Regions from separate parts of the Homo sapiens genome. Here region 2 is linked to region 1. A link is an interaction called in ENCODE POLR2A ChIA-PET data of the cell type or tissue named here. Cell type or tissue: GM12878. All regions are shown on one strand. Region 1 overlaps HK1 (hexokinase 1). Region 2 overlaps SUPV3L1 (Suv3 like RNA helicase).

Region 1 (4,000 bases):
TTTTTATTATGAAATATTTGAGGCACATAAAAGAAGATTGAGGTTCACATAAACACCTCTGAGTCTGCTACTCAGCTTGAGAAGTTATAGACACAATTACAATTACATTACAGACACAGTTGAAGCCCTTTCTATGCCATCTCTGAGATAGTTTGCTGCTTCTCCCTTCGGAGGTGACCTCTGTCCTGAATTTGGTGTTTATCTTTTCATGCATGTTTTTACGCTTTTATTACATATGCATATGTCTATAAACAGTATATGGTATTGCTTTATAGATATATGGTTTTGATCTTTTGTAAATGGTGCTATACTGACTATGTGTTTAAGCAATATATGGTATTGCTTTGTGTGGTTTTAAACTTTTTTTTTTTTTTTTTTTTTTGAGATGGAATCTCATTTTGTTGCCCAGGCTGGAGTGCAGTGGCACGGTCTCAGCTCACAGCAACCTCTGCCTCCTGGGTTCAAGCAATCCTCCTGCCTCAGCCTCCTGAGTAGCTGAGATCATACCTGGCTAATTTTTTTGTATTTTTAGTAGAGACGGGGTTTCACCATGTTGGTCAGGCTGGTCTCAAAATCCTGACCTCAAGTGATCCACCTGCCTAGGCCTCTTTCCAAAGTTCTGGGATTATAGGCCTGAGCCCCCACACTCAGCCAGTTTTAAACTCTTATAAATGGTGCTATACTGTATGTATCCTTCCGCCATTTACTTTCTTTTAGCTCAACATTGTATTTTTGAGATTTTAAAAATGTTGATCTACGTAACTGTTTCATTAAACTGCTCTGGTTTCTTACAGAGTATAAAAGCTCCCTAGTTAATTCATCTATTCTGCTTTTGATAGGCATTTGTGTTTCTAATGTTTCAAGTGACAAACAATGCCTTGGTGAACTTTCTCTAGAACAACTCATTCAGCGCATGCACAAGTTTCTCTAGGCTCTAAGCTGTGTACCTAGGGCTGAGATCACCAGGCGGAGAGATGTGTGCGTTTTCCCATATACGAGATTCTGCCAAGTTGCCATCCGTGGTCATGCCAGTTCACACTCCCATCGGAAGTATGTGCAGGTTGCCTTTGTTCCACACCAACCCTTGTTATGGTCAAACCTTTGCAAATTTGTAATAGATGAGTTTTAGTCTGTTTCCTTCCTCAGTTGTTTCCATTCACATCACAGTATTCGAGCTGTGTTTAAAATTAGCCCATTTCCTGAGTTACCTTATCAGAGTCCTTGCTTCAGAGTCCCACGGACTGAAGTTGACAGCTCCATGGACTGCTGCTGCTGAGATATCTGCACTGGGGAGGGATAGTTGATGCAGGGAAAGGCTTAGGATGGCTCTCCATGGCCCCTGGTGCTGTGGGCTGACTCCGTTAAGCTTTTCTGGGAGTTGAAACACACATTTGTGAGCTTTCACTTGCACACACTTTCTCTCTTCCCGGGTGGATCCGACCCGGGTAGGGCAGGCTTATCTGTTGCGTAAATGTGCCCAGCTCTGCTCAGAGAAAACTCAAGCCAGCAGCCTCTCAGACCGTCTTCCGTAAAAGGAGAGGGTGGCTGTACCCACGTGGCAGGGAAAACTGAACCGTGAAGTCGGCGGCTCAGCCCTTTGCACACAGAAGCTGAGCTGTCCCTGTGCGAGGCAGAAAATGTCGGCTCATGTTCATCTTGAGTCTATGCCTGATTACAGGCTCCAGACTCGGAGACCTCGAGGGTGCCTTACAGGGAAGGGGGCATTCAGTGCCTACTAGGCGCCCGGCTTTTCTTTTTCTTAGCAGGGGTCTTATTTAATCATTTCTAGTACTCATATGAACCAAAGCCAACATTCATTGTTGTATTCATTGCCATGTACTGTGCTAAAGGCATCGTGAGCCTTTGCTTAGTTCATCCCCACAACGCCCTTGTGAGGTGGGTGTGATTTCAGACGGTGAGGCCCAGATAGTGAACGATAGAGCCAGCATTCAGCCTCATCAAGGCTGATGGCAGAGCTCCTGCTTTTATTATTTTCTCAATTGAGTTATAATTCACCTACCATGAAACGCATCATTGTACAGTGTACAATTCAGTGGTTTCTAATAGATTTACAAGGTTGTCCGAGCACCATCACCATCTAATTCCAGAATATTTTCATCACCCTCCGAAAAAAACTACCCGTTAGCAGTCACTTCCCATTTCTTCCTCCACCTAGCTTCTGGCAACCACTATCTACCTTTTTTTTTCTTTTTTTTTAAATGGATTTGCCTCTTATGGACATTTCATATAAATGGAATAATATAAAATGAGGCTTTTTGTGTCTAGCCTCTTTTATTTAGCATAATGTCTTCAAGGTTCATCCATGTAGTAGCATGTGTTAGCACTTCATTCCTTTTTATTGCTGAATGCTATTCCATTGTATTTATCTACTACATTTTGTTTTTCCATTTGTCAGTTGATGGGCATTTGGACTGCTTCCACTCTTTTCGGCTGTTATGAATAATGCTGCTCTGAACATTTGTGTGTGAATTTTTTTTTGTATAGACATGCTTTCTTTCTTTCTTCTTCTTTTTTTTTTTTCAGATGGAGTCTTGCTCTGTCACCAGGCTGGAGTGCAGTGGTGCAATCTTGGCTCAGTGCAACCTCTGCCTCCCGGGTTCAAGTGATTCTCCTGCCTCAGCCTCCCAAGTAGCTGGGACTATAGGCGCATGCCACCATGCCCAGCTAATTTTTGTATTTTCAGTAGAGACGGAGTTTCACCATGTTGGCCAGGATGTTCTTGATTTCTTGACCTTGTGATCCACCCACCTTAGCCTCCCAAAGTGCTGGGATTACAGGCGTGAGCCACCGCGCCCGGCCAGACATGCTTTCATGTCTGTTGGGTGTATATGTAGGAATGGAATTTCTTGGAAAACCCCTGCTTTTAATCGATTTAAGGAGGAAGGCATCAACTCCATTCAGAAATGAGCAAACGAAGGCCCCCCAGGTGGTGAATTGACTTTCTGATGACCACACAACTCATGAATGACAGGGATAGGAACACTACTGCTGGTCCCCTGATTCAGAAATCCATGTTCTTTCCACCATTACACCCAACTCTCATTGTGCAGTTTAGGGAAACAGATGCAAGGAGGGAAAGACTGGGGTGGGAGAGGGGTGGAATTGGCTTGGGATCCTCCAGGTTCCCTGCCCCCCATCTCCTGCCCCTCCCCAGCACCAGCATGGTGTCTCCTGCCTGTGCCTGCTGCCTCACCCCCAGCCCCATTTGCTTAGTGTTGATGAGCCCCTTCCACTTGGGAAGGAAATGGATCCGATAAGGTCATTAACAGTGAAATGTTAGGAATTTGCCCTGTTTTTCAAATCTCCCTTTTCATTTGTCTCCCTCTCCCATTCTTGTCTGCATTTAAAAGAGGACCCCCCAGGAGGGCAATGCTTAACCTGCATGAAAACCCCCTCAATGCTCCTTGCGATGCCCACTCCTGGCCTCTGCCTGGGGGTACTGTAAGCAGCTGTCGATTCCATCAATTGATTGACACATGGGGCTTGTCTTCAGCCATGTTATTCACCCAGACCTCATGTCCCTGATGTCTCCTGGTGCCTTCTAGGACCCTGTCTGGGTGGGTGTGGTGAGTGAAGTAGGAGACCCAGGCTACTGCTGTGATAAAGACACCACCTCACCTTTACAAAGTTCTGTTTCATTTATAAAATACTTGATTTAATCAGATGCTTACTTTAGTTGGATCTTTCCATCAAGCTTGGATGTAGGAATTTCTTCCTGCATCTTACATATGGGGCAGGTGAGTCCCAGGAAGTGGAATTCATGTGATCTCGGTGGCCAGAAAGCAGAAGAGCTAGGATGGGTACACAGACCTCCCTAACGCCAGTGGGCAATTCTTGCAGTACCTGCAGAACCAGAACGGTGGTCCAGGGCTCCAGACTCCAAAGCCATTGATGGGGTTCAGGACATACTATCCCCAAATAGTAATATGGCATTTGAGAAAACAGCAGAAGCAGGAAGGTCTCTCACCTTTCCCCTCCC
Region 2 (4,000 bases), 130 kb before region 1:
TCAGAGAATGGTATGCAAGTGAAGGTCCAGATTGACAAAGTTTAGTGAGCCTGATTTGCCTTTACTTCCTTCCGGAATCTAGCAGCGGGAAGGAACAGGGAGAAAAGCAGTTTCTTCAGCTGAGCACACAGAGCTACATTAGTGGACTGAAAAATGACCAGAAGCCTGAATATAGACGAAACCTTGTATTGCTTGGGGCAAAAACAGCCCTAAGCAATACAACTTCATCCAGTGAGGAGAAGGTTAAATTTTGGTTAATATTAGTTAATGAGTTAGAATTGTACATATTTGAAACAAACTTTCTAGTAATAGTCAAAATTTAAAGTTCCCTGGAAAATTCACTTACATGGCTTATCTCATTTGTGACACTAGATGAAGGGGAGTATAGACATGAGATCATACAGGGAGAAGCATGCAGGGAGAGAAGCTTCCAGGGGAAGGCTGTGCTGGAATCATTTCTGTAACTTCTCAGCAGTACAGTTAGGTTCGTGGTTGGCTCCTGTGACCTCCCTGCTTCCCTCCTGGGCACCTCATGTCTTGGACTCTTCTTCCCTCCCTTATGACTAATTTCTCTTGCCTCTTTTCTTCTGTCTTTTTCATTCACTTTCTCTCTCTGTTTCATACTTCATTCCTTATACTTTCCTGTGGCCATGTCCTAACGGTGTAATGTGTAGCTAAAGAGAACTCACTTCCAGTTTAAAAATGTTCTCATGTCTTTCTAGATGTATATATCTATGTTAGTTTTATTGCCTTGGTTAAAGTGACTGGGTTTTTCTTATTCATTTTAATTCAATGAGGAGAAATGAGACATGGAAAATGGTTTTACCCTGGAAAACAGGTTTTTCTTTCCTTTTTTTTTTTTTTTGAGATAGTGTTTCACTCTGTTACTCAGGCTTCAGTGCTGTGGCATGATCACGGCTCACGGTAACCCCAATCTCCTGAGCTCAGGAGAGCCTTGCACCTCAGCCTCTTGAGCAGCTGGGACTTCAGGTGCTCACCACCATGCTTGGCTGATTTTTTAAAAATTTTTTGTAGAGATGGGAATCTCCTTTTGTTGCCCAGGCTGATCTTGAACTACTGTCCTCAAGTAATCCTCCCACCTTGGCCTCCCAAAGTGTTGGGATTACAGGCATGAGCCACTGCACCTGGCCGTAAAATCTTTTTTTTTTTTTTAGACGGAGTCTTGCTCTGTCGCCAGGCTGGAGTGCAGTGGCGCGATCTCGGCTCACTGCAAGCTCTGCCTGCTGGGTTCAAGTGATTCTCATGCCTCAGCCTCCCGAGTAGCTGGGATTACAGGCACGCAGCACCACACCCAGCTAATTTTTGCATTTTTAGTAGAGACGGGGTTTCACCATGTTGGGCAGGATGGTCTCAATCTCCTGACCTCGTGATCCGCCCACCTTGGCCTCCCAAAGTGCTGGGATTACAGGCATGAGCCACCACACCCAGCCCATAAAATCATTTTTTGTACACTGCCAGATCATCATAGGTTTTAGAAATATAACTAAAATGTAAGCAAAAGACTAATTTCTCAGTGGCCATAATCTGTCATTTTTACTAAATCATCAACTTTTCTAATTGGTAATAAATGGTAAAATGATATTTTTTCTCTTTTACTCAAATTCTTGGCATTTACTTCATATGGTGAGAGCTTAGCCTGAATGGGACTTTATCGTGCAATAACTTAAGAAAATTTGTCCTTTTTGAAAAAAAAAAAATCAGCTTATGATTGTTTTTTCTTTTACTAAAAGGCAGCTGGTCTTCATCCAACTGCTGAGCAGATTGAAATGTTTGCCTACCATCTCCCTGATGCAACACTGTCCAATCTCATTGTAAGTGGAAACTCCCTTTCACATCTCCCCTAAAAATGTTGATATGTCAGGTGATTACTGGTTAACCTCATGAGCATGAATGGATAGTCTGCCTTTGAGAAGTTGCTATTTATAAAATTTATTTTACAAGTGAAAATTTTTTCTCAAAATCTTTTGGGACTTTAGCCCTGAGGAATTTCCTCTCAGTATTTCAGGTGGGGAAGGATATGAGGGAGTGATTAAAGCAAGCCTTTATGGAAGTTTGTTCTGGATTAAAGAGATTGTCTTTTATAGACTTGAGTATGTTATTCATTGTTCATTTTAATTCACTTAGGCAGTCCAGTAATTTCTGTCTTTTTTTCCCCAAGGATATTTTTGTAGACTTTTCACAAGTTGATGGGCAGTATTTTGTCTGCAATATGGATGATTTTAAATTTTCTGCAGAGTTGATCCAGCATATTCCACTAAGTCTGCGAGTGAGGTATGTTTTCTGCACAGCTCCTATCAACAAGAAGCAGCCTTTTGTGTGTTCTTCACTGTTACAGGTAAGCCTTTATCTTTAAGCTATTTTGAGTTCCTTCTGGTTGATGCAGGTTCCCCAAACAGTACTTTGTTATTCAAAATAAAATAATTACAAGAGTATTCAGTAATATGAGAGACTTTGTAAAAACTTAAATAGGGGTTAATAGTAGCAACAGTGTTCAGTTTTCTTAAGTGTAAAGCACTGAGCCAGGGGTTACTGTCTTGTATGAGCACCATGCCAGGGTTCTAGCCTCTTTTAACTCATTTGGGTAGGGATGCAAATCTCTGACTTCTGAGAAGCACAGGATTCCTGGGGGCCAGGAAGGACAGTGGACTATGGAGAACCATAAATCTCTACCAAGGCCGGGTGCAGTGGCTCACGCCTGTAATCCCAGCACTTTGGGAGGCCGAGGCGGGTGGATCACTTGAGGTCAGGAATTCGAGACCAGCCTGGCCAAGCTGGTGAAACCCTGTCTCTACTAAAAATACAAAAATTATCCGGGCATGGTGGTGGGCACCTGTAATCCCAGCTACTCGGGAGGCTGAGGCAGGAGAATCACTTAAACCAAGGAGGCAGAGGTTGCAGTGAGCCAAGATCGCACCATTGCACTCCAGCCTGGGTGACAGAGCGAGACTCTGTCTCAAAAAAAAAAAAAACAAAACTCTACCAAGGTTTATCATAACAATACTTTTATTTAATTTAATTTTATTTATTTTATATTTGAGGCAGGGTCTTGCTCTGTTGCCCAGGCTGGAGTGCAATGGTGCAATCACAGCTCACTGCAACCTCAACCTCCCTGGCTCAAGTGATCCTGCCACCTCAGCCTCCCAAGTAGCTGGGACTACAGGCATGTGCCACCATGCCCAGCTAATTTTTGCATTTTTTGTAGAGACAGATCTCTCTATGTTACCCAGGCTGGTCTCGAGCTCCTGGAGGCAAGTGATCATCCCACCTCAGCCTCCCAAAGTGCTGGGATTACAGGCATGAGCCACCTAGTCCAGCCTAATATTTTAATTATTAAAAATGTTTTTGAAAGGATCCAAATGTCCAACAAGAGGGAAAAGGTTAACTACATTATGGCATATCCACTTGATTGGATATTAGGAAGACATTGCAATGATAATTATGATTATAATGAAGAAATCTACATAAGTGGTTACACTATAACAGTAAGTGAGGGAAGCGGTTCAGAACTGTATGTACCTTATAAACATAACATGTTCTCTCACCTCCCGCCCTATTTCCTCTGCTTTGCATGCTCTCCCCACCCCACTAAACCCAAAGGCCTCCTCTTCTCTGAATCTTGTCCTGACTCACTGAGGTTCACTGCCATTTCCTCTGTAGGCCTGAGCATTCTACATATGAGCTATATTCTAATCAAATCTAGCTCTAAACTTATTTTTTAAATAACATAAATAGTCCAGTGCTGTGGCTCATGCCTGTAATCCCAGCACTTTGGGAGGCAGGAAGGATTGCTTAAGCCTAGGAGTTCGAGAACATCTCCAGCAACATAGCAAGACTCTGCCCTTTAAAAAAAAAATTACATAAATAATACATACATTCTCTTTATACAAAATGAGAACATTACAGATAGCTTAAATGTGGCTCCCTCCCCAATCTTAGTCCTCTGAAATAACTACTTGTGTAAGTTTGTGTGTATCTTTGC

Evidence for each region. Peaks named below come from ENCODE experiments on the same cell type or tissue, not always from the same donor. Only the 100,000 strongest peaks of a DNase experiment are listed, where the experiment ranks them.
Region 2: POLR2A ChIA-PET joins it to region 1 with 5 read pairs; 6 of 35 experiments call an interaction of 5 or more read pairs at or near these places.

The regions. Positions count from the first base shown.
Region 1 is chr10:69,326,641-69,330,640 of GRCh38, forward strand. All of the region lies in intron 1 of HK1 (hexokinase 1), which reads left to right. Among named protein-coding and RNA genes, the nearest start is that of HK1, 9.8 kb to the left of the region's middle. RefSeq lists silencers at 1,313-1,607, 1,333-1,627 and enhancers at 2,227-3,028, 3,029-3,830. In GM12878, no CTCF peak of the experiment used is centred here; a DNase peak (open chromatin) is centred at 1,561; H3K4me3 peaks cover 1,349 bases; H3K27ac peaks cover 1,181 bases.
Region 2 is chr10:69,200,688-69,204,687 of GRCh38, forward strand. SUPV3L1 (Suv3 like RNA helicase) reads left to right here. Exons shown (of 15, transcript NM_003171.5): 12 at 1,752-1,832; 13 at 2,180-2,356. Among named protein-coding and RNA genes, the nearest start is that of HKDC1, 18 kb to the right of the region's middle. RefSeq lists a silencer at 3,490-3,589. In GM12878, no CTCF peak of the experiment used is centred here; DNase peaks (open chromatin) are centred at 1,834 and 3,622; H3K27ac peaks cover 592 bases.